3 separate regions of the Mus musculus genome follow, and all the other regions are linked to region 2. Evidence: chromatin loops called from intact Hi-C (ENCODE). Cell type or tissue: heart. All regions are shown on one strand. Each heading gives the region's core, and the rest is flanking DNA. Links, peaks and the distances in the headings are about the cores only.

What was found. Hi-C counts contacts between places; a loop is a spot of excess contacts. Peaks named below come from ENCODE experiments on the same cell type or tissue, not always from the same donor. Only the 100,000 strongest peaks of a DNase experiment are listed, where the experiment ranks them.
Region 1: a loop joins it to region 2, with 2.3 times the contacts of the local background. A loop is called at or near these places in 2 of 42 quality-filtered maps.
Region 3: a loop joins it to region 2, with 3 times the contacts of the local background. A loop is called at or near these places in 5 of 42 quality-filtered maps.

Annotation. Positions count from the first base shown.
Region 1 is chr13:8,790,659-8,795,011 of GRCm38, reverse strand. No RefSeq gene overlaps it. Among named protein-coding and RNA genes, the nearest start is that of Wdr37, 78 kb to the left of the region's middle. In heart, for the core only: no CTCF peak of the experiment used is centred there; no DNase peak of the experiment used is centred there; H3K27ac peaks cover 332 bases.
Region 2 is chr13:8,837,600-8,841,952 of GRCm38, reverse strand. The region is part of intron 9 of Wdr37 (WD repeat domain 37); the gene reads left to right. Among named protein-coding and RNA genes, the nearest start is that of Wdr37, 31 kb to the left of the region's middle. In heart, for the core only: a CTCF peak has its summit at 2,477; DNase peaks (open chromatin) are centred at 1,802 and 2,642; H3K27ac peaks cover 704 bases.
Region 3 is chr13:8,993,952-8,998,304 of GRCm38, reverse strand. It overlaps Gtpbp4 (GTP binding protein 4), which reads left to right and starts at 2,293. Exons shown (of 17, transcript NM_027000.4): 1 at 2,293-2,356. The coding sequence starts at 2,309. In heart, for the core only: a CTCF peak has its summit at 2,116; a DNase peak (open chromatin) is centred at 2,174; H3K4me3 peaks cover 2,274 bases; H3K27ac peaks cover 2,022 bases.

The DNA.
Region 1 (4,353 bases), core at 1,253-3,752, 47 kb after region 2:
CACTGTATTGAGAAGCTTCTGGAAAGTCAGTGAAGTACCTCTGTGTAGCGGAATTTTCCCTGTCCAATCACTTTAAATATTAATACAACACGAAGGCTGTGATTGGACAGGGAAAAGGGAGGCGGAGCGGAGAGTTGCAGAGCTGGAGACAGAGGAGGCAGGACAGGTAGGGGGAGGTGGAGAAAGATGGAGGACGAACAAGACAATTCCACGTGGCTTTAAATGGCCACAGGTAGCTATAATATCATATAGGAACAGAATAATTGGGATCACGTGTCTAATCTAGTTGGGCATCTTGTGAATTGAGAATTTATTGATATGTAAATCTGATTAATTATAAGCTTCTAGAGTTTTGATTTACTGGGTTACTGGAATTTGGGAATCCCGGTCACAGGGGGTTTATGGCTGAGAAGGTACGGGTGACTAGGAGACAAGTAGAGAAGGGAAGACTGCCGACTGGGGTTAGCTTGAGGCGGTGAGACCTCCGGGCAGAGAGGAGCTGGGGTAGTGCGGGAACTTGCCATTTAAAAAAACCATCTCCCGCAACACGTCTGGTTATATCTGTGAAGGCATTCCCGGGGATGATTGGTTAAGAGGGGAGGATGCATCCTGAATGTGAGCGGTAGCATCTCATAGGTCGGAAACACATGGAAGAAGACAGCTGGGCTAGCAGGAAGGAGCTAACCTGTGCTAGTACTACCCAAATAGAAGCATTCGTTAAGCAAATTACAACTTGATCCCAGCCTCCACCTCCCCCCCTCCCCATCTTGAAAATATTACCAGACAAAATGCAGCCAGAATTGCCATATTTCATTTATGTGGAGCTGAAAGACAGGGGTCTGTTCGCATGGCTGAGGTGCACTCTAGGGCAGTCTGAGAAACTCTATGCTACTTTGCTCAGTGACATTAACCACATGGCTCTTGAAGGATTGTGAATGTCCATCAAACGGGTGCCAATCACTTCCTAGATGGTATCTCCGGAGACAGCTTCTACATTGTCAGGCATGTCAGCCCATCATCTGTAGTTTGTATGTGGCCAGGATAGTGATGAACACAGCTCAGGAAAAAATTATAAACTCACTTAAAATGTGACATTTTTGGATAAATGTCCTTTTGATGTAACTCAGTTGCTCAGTTCATCAGCACAAACTCTGTTGATGACATTGTCACTTTTTGATGGGAGCAGGTTGTGTACATCTGGTAGACTTTGCATGGAGGCTTTTTACACCCTCGATGACAAATATTATAGCAGGAGAAATGTTTCCACAGAGTTTCATTCTAGAAAGTTTTCTACGGTGAAAAGTCTGCATTTCTATCACGCAGCCTTTGTGATTAGTATTTTGCATTCTCGGGGCTGGAGGTGTAGGTAGGGTCCCCCGCCGAGCGTGCACAAAACCCCAAGTTCAACTCCTAGGAACCCCACACAAGTCAACAAATAAGTAAACAAATCCCATCACTGTGACCCTAATTTATAGAGCATCAAATTCCTGTCCAGTGTCGCAGCCACGTTTCTGTCTGGCTGGGCACAAACACTGTCTTAACCTCTTGGCCACCATAATCGCTGCTGAAGGAAGCCGGTGCACACAGAGCGGGTTTCTATGGCCGTTATCAGTGTTTTCAAATGTCATGGGGTGGAAATTGCTTTACTCAGCAGTGTCCAGTTTTAATCTGCACATTAGTCCTGTCTGCAAATCAGTGCCTGGTAGGGAAAAAAACCCCCACCTCGATCTACTGTGAGACTGAAGGGCTCCGACAGCCTCTCTTTGTGGAAGAGAGAGAAATAAGGGCACAGGGAATATTTTCTACCATCTCTGTCCTTCTGAAGCCATTGATCCTAACTGACAACAGGGACATTTTAACAGGTCTCAAGAGCCTGTGTGACACAGGAGGCCTGGCCTGGGTTTGGAGCTGGCAAGCCATGCTGCAGAGGATGCCTGAGACAACGTCAGCTTTGTCTTCAGGCTCCCTTTCATTGCTGTTTTACGTTCCTGGGTCCTCAATTCTGACTCTCTCTCTCTCTCCCTCCTCTCTCCTCCTCTCCCCTCACCACACCTTTCCTCTCCTCTCCTCTCTTCTTTTTCTCACACACTCACACATATACCCATTACACAAGTATGCACACACACAGGCAAGCATAAACATGTACCCACCACACAAAAAAACCTATACAAACTCACAGCATACTTATGTAGGCATGATCTGGTTTGAATACAAATGGCCCCCAAAGGCGAATATATTTGATTGCTTAGTCCTCAGGAAGAGGACTATATGAGAAGGATCAGGTGTGGTACTGTTGGAGGAAGTGTGCCACTGGGGGTGGTTTTGAAGTTTTAAAAGCCCAAGCCAAACCTAGTATCTCTCTCTTCCTGCTGCCTGTGGATCCAGATTTAGAACTCTCAGCTGCTTCTCCAGCACCATGTCTACCTGTGTGTTCCCTGCCATGATGATAATGGACTAAACTTCTGAAACTGTAAGCAAGCCCCAGTTAAATGTTTTCCTTTATAAGAGTTGCTGCAGTCATGGTGTCTCTTCACAACCATAGAACAGTGCTGAAGACAGATGCATACACATTCACACTATGCAATGGGCATACATGAGCATACATCACTGTACACACATATAACCTCTGACTGCACACAAACTTTATGTATGAATATAGGAGAATAGTCACATTACAAGCATGTTTGAGTAGATACATGTACACGCACACCACAGAAACGTGGCAGAGGTATATGTGTGGCTCCTTCTGTTTCAGTTGCTGATACCACCTTTCATCATGTGTTGTATAGTCAGGTAACCCACCCAACATGTGTCTGCATCTAGGAACCTACGCCAGGTGGAGCTGTGCAAAGCACCCTCACCAGATGGGATATCGATATGCTGTCTTCCAGGGTGAGTGTGTGGCTGGCATTAAGGGTTGAAAAGGTCCTCTCAGAGTGTTGTGGATCTTTGTATTTAATTCTACAAAGTAATAGGAAAAGGAGTTGGGAAGAAGGCCTGGGAAGTCCTGCAGGTGTCCTGTGAGGGCTACAGATCACAGAGAGAGGAGGGAGGAAGTGGGCAGGTGGGGGATTAGCTTAGCTGATGGAGGCTGCAGGTGAAGAATGCTGAAACACAGGATGTCCGAAGGCATCCTAATGAGCAGTGGACAGTGAGAGTCTCCCCGAGAGCATCAGATACTTCAAAGAACTAAACTGTATTCATTGGGTATGATAGCTTTCATGGTCCAGTTAGGAGATGTAGGAAACACAAAAGGATAGAGTTTGAATTGGTTCATGTTTTAGTTAGGATTTTTCTGCTGTGAACAGACACAATGGCCAAGGAAAATCTTTTTTTTTTTAATTAGGTATTTTTTTCATTTACATTTCCAATGCTGTCCCAAAAGTCCCCCATACCCTCCCCTCCACTCCCCTACCCACCCACTCCCACTTTTTGGCCCTGGCGTTCCCGTATACTGAGGCATATAAAGTTTGCAAGACCAATGGGCCTCTCTTTCCAGTGATGGCCAACTAGGCCATCTTCTGATACATATGCAGCTAGAGACAAGAACTCCAGGGTACTGGTTAGTTCATATTGTTGTTCCACCTATAGGGTTGCAGATCCCCCCAGCTCCTTGGGTAGTTTCTCTAGTGTCTCCATTGGGAGCCCTGTGCTCCATCCAATAGCTGACTGTGAGCATCCACTTCTGTGTTTGCTAGGCCCTGGCATAGCCTCACAAGAGACAGCTATATCTGGGTCCTTTCAGCAAAATCTTGCTAGTGTATGCAATGGTGTCAGCGTTTGGAAGCTGATTATGGGATGGATCCCCGGATATGGCAGTCTCTAGATGGTCCATCCTTTTGTCACAGCTCCAAACTTTGTCTCTGTAACTCCTTCCATGGGTGTTTTGTTCCCAATTCTAAGAAGGGGCAACGTGTCCACACTTTGGCCTTTGAGTTCTTGAGTTTCATGTGTTTTGCAAATTGTATCTTATATCTTGGGTATTCTAAGTTTCTGAGCTAATATGCACTTATCAGTGAGTACATATCATGTGAGTTCTTTTGTGATTGGGTTACCTTACTCAGGATGATGCCCTCCAGGTCCATCCATTTGCCTAGGAATTTCATAAATTCATTCTTTTTAATAGCTGAGTAGTACTCCATTGTGTAAAGGTACCACATTTTCTATATCCATTCCTCTGTTGAGGGACATCTGGGTTCTTTCCAGCTTCTGGCTATTATAAATAAGGCTTCAATGAACATAGTGGAGCATGTGTCCTTCTTACCAGTTGGAACATCTTCTGGGTATATGCCCAGGAGAGGTATTGCTGGATCCTCCGGTAGTACTAGTCCAATTTTCTGAGGAACTGCCAGA
Region 2 (4,353 bases), core at 960-3,459:
TGCCACAGCCAGTCATTGGTGAAGATACTGCCTTAGTGGATCTAAAAGGTAAAGAGTGGAGCCCAAGAGCATTGCTGTTGAGTCTTAGATCTGATGGAGTTTGCTTTGCTGGGCTAGGGGTTTGTTTGGAACCTGCTGTCCTCCCATTCTTTTCTTTTGCTCTCCTGGTGTTATATTTTATATAACTATATCTTGTTTGTTTTTTGTGGACTATAGATAGATATGAATTTTCCCTAGGCATGAATTGTGCCTTGATTCTCACACAGACCTCCCAATCTGAATGGTATTGTGTTAAGAATGTACACTAGACTTAGTGTTAATGTTTGAATGCATTGCTATTTTGGGATAGAATAAACATTTTTCAGTGTAAAAAAGCTCCGTAATTTGGAGGCACAGGGTTAGAATGTTATGGATGATGTCTTAGTTACGGTTTCTATTGCTGTGAAGAGACACCATGACCATGGCAACCCATATAAATCATTTAATTGGGGCTGGCTTACAGTTCCAGAGGTTTAGTCCATTATCGTCATGGTGGGATGCATGGTGGGATGCATACTGGAGAAGGAGCTCAGAGTTCTACATTTTTTTTTAAAGATTTACTTATTATATGTAAGTACACTGTAGTTGTCTTCAGACACACCACAAGAGGGCATCAGATCTCATTATGGATGATTGTGAGCCATCATGTGGTTGCTGGGATTTGAACCCATGACCTTCAGAAGAGCAGTCGGCACTCTTAACCACTGAGTCATCTCTCCAGCCTGAGTTCTACATCTTGATCCACAGGCAGCAGGAAGTGACTGGCTTCGGCTTCTAAGACCTCAAAGCCCACTTACCTCCACAGTGGCACACTTCCTCCAACAAGGCCACACCTCCTAATAGTGCCATCCCTACAGGCAAAGCATTCAAACACATGAGTCTGTGGGGTGCCATTCCTATTCAAACCACAATTGGGTATTTGTGTCACTCCAAAATTTGTATGCTAAAGTGGCTTTAATTAGAGGCAATATCTTTAAGAAAAAGTAGTTCAGGTTAAATGAAACCATAGTGTGGGCCTGGTCTGATAATCTTAGTGTTGTTAAGACACCAGAGACCCTGCTTTCTTTTCCCCCCATTATGTGAAAGGCCAACTGGTTGCCAGGCAGGAAAAGATCTTAATCAGAAAGCAAACTTGTTGGTACCTTTGTCATGGACTTCTGCTCTCCCAAATTAACTTATGTCATTTCACCTTCTAAAACACGAGGTTTAGTCTTTTTTGAGCCCTGTTTTTTAATGTGGTCTCTGCAGTGGAAAAGATCCTGAATAAGGCCCAAACCATGTACATGATCTTAACTCTGTGTGTTGCTTATCTGAGGAGCTGAGGAGGTAGCTCCATCTGAGGTATTTTATTTTTTACTTATATATATATATATACATACACACATACATACACATTTGTTTTTCCCCCTTAGTGAAAGCACTGGGGAACTGTTATGCAGCATCCAAGAGAGCTATCCGCTGAGTTTTCCTATGGATCACCATTGAGAATAGTTACGTGGGAAGTGCAAGACAGGCAGGACAGTGTGTCAGGTGTCACATACAATATTCTTTGTTGAAGCTATGTTCAGTACCTAGCCAAAGAGATCCTTGTCCACAGAGCCATCCAGAACTGTGCAGCAGTCCAGGTATAGGGCTGTAAGACTTCTCTGGGGCAGGTGTGGGAGCTGAGAAGCCTCATGATAAAGAACCAGGCCTGTCTGAAGAGTTCTACCAGAAACAGCTCAGGGCTCCAGTGTTACTGCATCGTTCCCAACAGGCATTTCCGGTGATTGTAGCGGCCCTTCCTGTCTTGATATGTTTATATGCTGGGAGTCATTATTCTCTTGACCAGCACAGCCTGGGAATGAAGCTCTCATCTCATGCAGAAGGGAACCGGTTTTGCCAGCCTTTAACCTTTTCACAGTTTTTCAGGCTCCTCATTTTTTAGCTAGTTGAGCTAATCTAGCGGCGGCCCATTATGGCTCCCTTTTCATGATTCACCATGAGTCCTCTTTCTAGAGTAATGGATAGGCTGATATGTCAGTGGCTCCCTTGGCTTTTGAGATAGAGTTCTTTCTTTGCAGGGCTTCTCTTGTCCTCCTGCTGTTTGCTTTTGAAACTGCTTCACTGTTTAACTCTGAGTGGCCTTGAAATTCTGGTAGCCCTGCCTCCTCCAAAGTGCAGGGTTATAGGCATGAGTTGTTATATGCGTGGACTAGAGGGTCTGATTTGGTCTCCCTTTGTAAACCTTTCTAGGATTAGTTTTGATACTCTTTCTGCACTCTGGCCCATACTGATCACAGCTATGCTTAGAGCTTTCCTCTGCTAGGCTGTACCTGTTTTCCCCAAGCTCCCCTTCCTTCGCCTGTCACTCACCTGTGGCTTCCTAGAAGAGTTACACTACCCTGTGTACTGTCGTGCACCCTGCAGTCTTAGCAGATGTTAGCGTAGTCTGGCAATTCCTTGTTCTGTCAGTAGAGTTCTACTTCCTGTTCTTGATGGGTTCTGCAGTGCTTCTCTTTCCTCAGAACAGCTCTAACACCAGCACACGTTTGTCGCAGCGCCCTCCCAGAACTATTACCCCACTGACACCAACATCTTAGCAGTGTCTGTGAAAATGCACTCTTTTCCCTCCCGAGTCCCACTTGTCTCGCTTAGTGTCCCCACAACTCTGCTTGTCCTCAGTCCTCGTGCTGCCTTCATGGTTGCTCGTCCAGTAGACACTGAAGCTGCTTTTGGAGACTCTAACACACCCTTTCTTCCTGTTTCTTCCTTCCCTCAAATCTTGGGTGGTTCTCGGATGCTCTACCCGCTGGTGTGTGAGTATGCTGCCTAACTGCTGTTTCCTGTACTAGTCTAGTTGGTCTCATTCAGCATCTATGACGTTAAGGACCAGCTGTTGCTGTGGGTCTCAATTTGCATACTGACTTTACTCTTAACTCCAGACTTCAGTTGTCGTCTAATCAATACCTTGCTGGGATGTCCTGGGTTTTGGGTGTACCCTAACCTGTTGCTCTTATCCAGTTGCTCATCTCAGCTGTGCCGTCACCAGTCACTCAGGAGTTTGGACCGTAGACTTTAAATTGTCTTCAGTGTGTGTGTTCCATGTGTATATATACCTGCTGACAAATTCTGCAGCTTTCCTGAGGGCAGAAGTCAGTCTTCTTACTACTACCCACACCTAGACTTCTCTTTCCTCTAGGGAGATTTCCCTGGTTTTTCCTGCAGCTAGTGGCTTCAGCATCAATTTGTGTTAGCACAGTCTGTAGACTGGAAGTCTAAGAACAAGGTACCAAGGGTTGCTTTATTCTAAGGCCTCTATCCTTGCCTAGCAGGTGGTTACTTTGTCACTGTGCCCTCGAATGATCTTTCTTTGTATGTGTCTCTATAGTAATTGTTTTTTACTGCAGTGCATCAGTCATGGTAGACTGGGCCCTACACTCGACCCAATTTTAATTGCCTCTTAAGGGCCTTTTTTTTTTTACTAGGGTCACATTCTGAGGTCTTGCAGTTGGGGCTTTGGCATGTGCGTGTGTGGTGGGTGACACAGTTCAGTGCATAGCAGCCTCCTCTCGTTTTCCTGTGTTTACTTCAGGTAACGAGTCTCTGCTCAGAAGTGAGGATTTTTCTACCCCATGCAGAGTAGAGCAGAGTCCTTTCCATGGCCTCCCAGGTTTTCCATAGCACCTGCTACATTGCCCCTCACACAAGCAAGCCCAGTTATATAGCAGAGAAGAAAGACTTTCTATTTGTTTTCTGCATGGAAGGATATTCCTTCACCATCTGCATACCTTTCTCCTTTCTTTCTTCTCCATAATGGGACTCAGTTGTTGTTAGTCTTCAGTAATTCTGTGTAAGACTGCAGCCCTTCGGCTGGCTGTATCTCCTGCTCCCTTTCTTATTCTCTTCAAAGTACTCACCCCCACCTGATTGTGTGTGCAGCGCGTTCCATACCATGTGAGTGCAGATGACACGGATGACATACTTTCTTATGGATTTTGTTCATGAGATATATGCTCAGCCTAGTATGTATACACATGACATTCATTCTTACGTTCCATACCATGTGAGTGCAGATGACACGGATGACATACTTTCTTGTGGATTTTGCTCATGAGATATATGCTCAGCCTAGTATGTATATACATGACATTCATTCTTACATTAGCCACTATGTGTATGTTTTGTGAGTATGTGTAGTGCCTCTGTCCTGTAAGGACAGGAGCTTTGCCAGTTGTATTTATGCCGGCTTTTTATCATTTAGAGTAAGCATCATCTTAGGCATGACAGGTGTCCTCTATCTTCTCTGCCGTATAAATAGCATGACAGTTTAAT
Region 3 (4,353 bases), core at 1,149-3,648, 160 kb before region 2:
TCAGCCCTATTTAAGGTTTAACACCATATGGGATTCTTGAGTTACCTGAGAGTGAAAATTTTATCAATTGTCCAAGTGCTTCATCCTTATCCACTTCCTCCTATTTGAGCTGGGCTCCAAGGACTGAGTCTCCTTGGTGAATACCTGGATTCTGCTAACCCACTGTGTGGGACCACATACAGCTCTTTTGCCTTATTCCATAATTTTCCTTCTCTGCTCCTGTTCCTGGGATTCATCATCAGTAGGGCCACTCTTCTTATGACCTCACCTCTGCCCCTGAGGCCTCATCTACTAACTTTGTTTCAAGGTCTTTAGTCTTGGTCAACCTTGCTCTTGACTCTGTTCAGTTTTGTTCAGTACCCTAGTGGGGAGTCAGAATGTGAGGCTGTCCTTTCCTTTCCTTTTTTTTTTTTTTTTTTTTTTTTTTTGGTTTTTTGAGACAGGGTTTCTCTGTGTAGCCCTGGCTGTCCTGGAACTCACTTTGTAGACCAGGCTGGTCTCGAACTCAGAAATTCACCTGCCTCTGCCTCCCGAGTGCTGGGATTAAAGTCGTGCGCCACCACGCCTGGCCTTTTTTTTTTTTTTAAGATTTATTTATTTTATGTATGTGAGTACACTGTATATGTACAGATGGTTGTGAGCCTTCATGTGGTTGTTGGGAATTGAATTTTTAGGACCTATGCTTGCTCCAGTCCACCCTGCTTGCTCCGATCAATTCAGTTCACTCAGTTTTTTTTTTTTTTTTTTTTCCTTTTTGCTTTTTCTGAGACAGGGTTTCTCTGTGTAGCCCTGGCTGTTCTGGAACTCACTCTGTAGACCAGGCTGGCCTCAAACTCAGAAATCCAGCTGTGTCTGCCTCCCAAGTGCTTGAATTAAAGGCATGCGCCACCACTGCCGAGCCTCACTCAGTTCTTGCTTACTCCAGCCCAAAGATTTATTTATTATTATACATAAGTACACTGTAGCTGACTTCAAACGCACCAGAAGAGGGTGTCAGATCTCATTATGGGTGGTTGTGAGCCTCTATGTGGTTGCTGAGATTTGAACTCAGGAACTTCAGAAGAGCAGTTAGTGCTCTTACCCGCTGAGCCATCTCACCAGCCCGAGACTGTCCTTTCCAACAGCACAGAGAGATGCATTTAGTCAGAAAAGCAGAAAGTAAATGCTCTTGGGAAATACCCAATTTAACATATCTGGAGTCTGATTGAAAATGTCTGATTGTAATTAAAAAAGACACCAGGCTGAAAGCAACTTGTATTATCAAAGTAGTCCACACTGGGGCTGTGAAGGAGAAAGGAGAAAGGAGACTTTGAGGAGAGGAAGAACCTTGAGGATTATCTAGTTAGGGAGAGACTCAGGAAGGTAAATTAGCAAAGAAGACTGCATTCTAGACATCAAGTACCAGAATGATGGATGTCACAGAAAAATAGGGAGAAAGGTTTGAAGAAGATGGCAACACCTGAGAAAGGGTCTTTTAGTTAAAAGATAATCATGAGGCAAGAGTAGATGGATTAAGGTAAAGAAATGGGTGGCTTAATTAAACTGACAGGGAAAACGCAAGTGGGAAGGTTGGCTTCAATCCATGTAGGTCTGTACGGATCAGACTTTGTGTCTATGTCTGGTGCCTGGGTTCTGGGCAGCTGTGTGGGGGGCAGAGTTTTTTCACTGGCCCATGTCAGGTGAAGGTCAGGTGAAGGTGGAGCACCCACAAACCACCTCGAGACTGCAAGGTCAGGAGAGGAAACTCGGGCCACCTGGAAGTATGCAGTCTACTCCATTAACAGAAGCCCCGTCAACATAATTTACTCGAATAAATAACTTTCCACACTGCCAGGCGACAGACAGCCTTTCTTGCTCAAGGGACACCAAAGTGATGCAGAAGCCCCGCGCTGCGTCTTCCCGCTCGTCACTCGCTCTGGCCGCGGCGTCCCCAGAGGTGGCTGGAAACACCCTTTGGAGCCCCGAAGCCGGCTTGGGTGAGGGCAGTGTTTCCTGAGAGCCCCGCCAAGGTGGCCAGCCGGGAGTCTCCCTTTCACCCCGCAAGGTTATCTCTCCCACCTCTAAACCCAGCAGATCTCTACCGCGGCTCTTGGCGGCGGACTTCCCGGCCGAGCGGGGACGCTGTGGGACTAGAAGCCTGTCTAGGCGGACGCGTGGGCCACGCCTCGCGGACATTCAGGAAATGATGTAACGCTTGAGTCCGGCAGCCAAAGTTGTGTCACGCCGGATAGCGGAAGTCCCGCCCACCTCCGCCGGCGGAAGTCCGGTCCTCCGCTTCTCCTGGTTCCTCGTGCGTTCCACCGCCGGCATGGCGCATTACAACTTCAAGAAGATTACGGTGGTGCCGTCTGCCAAGGTAGGGGTGACAGAGGTCGTTTCCGCCTATCTCCATTTCCCCGACAAGTCGCCAGGGAGGGTCCAGGCCTGTATCCCCGAGACTGGGGGAGGGAGGACACCGTGCAGTCCCTCGGCCCTCAGTGCGGAGCTCCGCTTGCTAGGCTTTGTCCTCGCGACCCTCGGAGATCAGTCCCACTCTCTGAAACCAAGCCCCTCTCCTGCTGTCCTTGGGTACCCTAAGCCCTAGAATCCCTCCAAGACATCAGGGCCGTTCCAGAGCCTATGATTCTTGTGTGGCCTGCCGACGGGACAAAGTGTCTGGGTGGTGGCCACAGTAAGGAGCAGGGTAGGAAGCCTGAAGGGGCCAGTGGTGAGCGTCGTGTGAGTACCCTCCCCTTTAAGTAGAATTTGATTCGTGACGTCACGGTCTAAAAAGATTTTAGGTAGCTGTCATTTTGTCGTTGGACTTAAAAGATGCAATTGGTTATAAGCACGCAAGTAGCCAGGCCCACATTATGTAACGTAGCAAGATGCTTTCCTCCCAAATGTCGAGAATGAGGTAGGCTAAAGAACCTAAAAGGATACACCGGTTTCTCTGGCAAGCCATGGGCATTAAATTGCAGAATCAGTTAGAGGAACCAGTGTCACTATCGTTAAATTGACCGCAGTGTGGGTGTTTTCGACATCCCCCTTTCTGAATGAGCTTGCTTTGAAAACTTGTGTAAAGAACTAGTATTTTCTGGTGGGCGTGGTAGTGCACGCCTTTAGTCTCAGCACTAGGGAGGCAAAGGTAGGCGGATCTCTGAAAGACCCTGTCTTGAAAAGACAAAAACCATGTTTCCACTAGTTGTTTTCCTTACACGTCTCTGTATTTCTCCTTTCTTCCTCTTTCTGATATCCATTCTGATACGTTTTTCACACGTTTGTAATAATTGGAAAGAAACTACATGTAGGAATCACATTTTGTTTTAGCCCACGAGACTGTCGCCACTACTTCTCAAGTGCATGTTGAAGGAACTCGTACACTTTTTATTTCACTGGAAATAGAGTTCATTGGGTCAAAGGAACTTTGTTGATATAATTGACCTAGGAAAGGCAGCCTTTGTCTCTGTTGCCCTGAAGGAGGTCTGTTTGCAGATGAGTTTGCATGTGTGTAGATAGGTGGTGGGAAATAAAAAGTCAATCTGAAGAGTATGGGGTGCTTTTGTAAAGTGTGTGCCAAGTTCTGTGTATAGAAACACATAGAATAGTCTGCGTCTTTAAGAATCATATTCTGGGGGCTGGCGAGATGGCTCAGTGGTTTAGGAGCGCCGACTGCTCTTCCGAAGGTCTCGAGTTCAAATCCCAGCAACCACGTTACGTCTGTAATGAAATCTGATGCCCTTTTCTGGAGTATCTGAGGACAGCTACAATGTACTTATATATAATAAATAAATAAGTAAATAAATCTTAAAAAAAAAGGATTTTCTGAAGGAATAACTGAATGTGTTTATACCCACCGCAGTATGATGGAGAAGTGTGAGCTCCAATTGGCCCTCTGTATGAGTTCAAATCCAGAGTCAACCAACACAGATTAAAAACACTATTTGAAAATTGCATCTATATTTAATGTACATAGACTTTATTTTCTCTTTTTTGTTTGTTTGCTTTCTTTTTGTCTGCCTTGGCTGGCCTGGAACTTATACATTTCTGCCTCTAGGATTAGGATTAAAGGCGTGAGCCACCATGCACATAGACTTTTTAAAGGAGCATTCCCTACATATAGTTACAGCTATTTACCGTATATGACAAATATATGTGGATTCTTCTACACACAAGTACTGTGCCATTTTATAAAGTGAACTCAAATATCTCTCTGTTTTGGTGGGCGAGGGCTTGGGTGGGAGGAACCCTGACTATAAACTCCTGTAAATATCAGAGATTTGGGATAACATAAGAATGTAGTGAGAACTGGGCAGTCGGTGTTAGTGCATGCCTTTAATCCCACTACTGAGGAGGCAAAGGCAGGAGATCTCT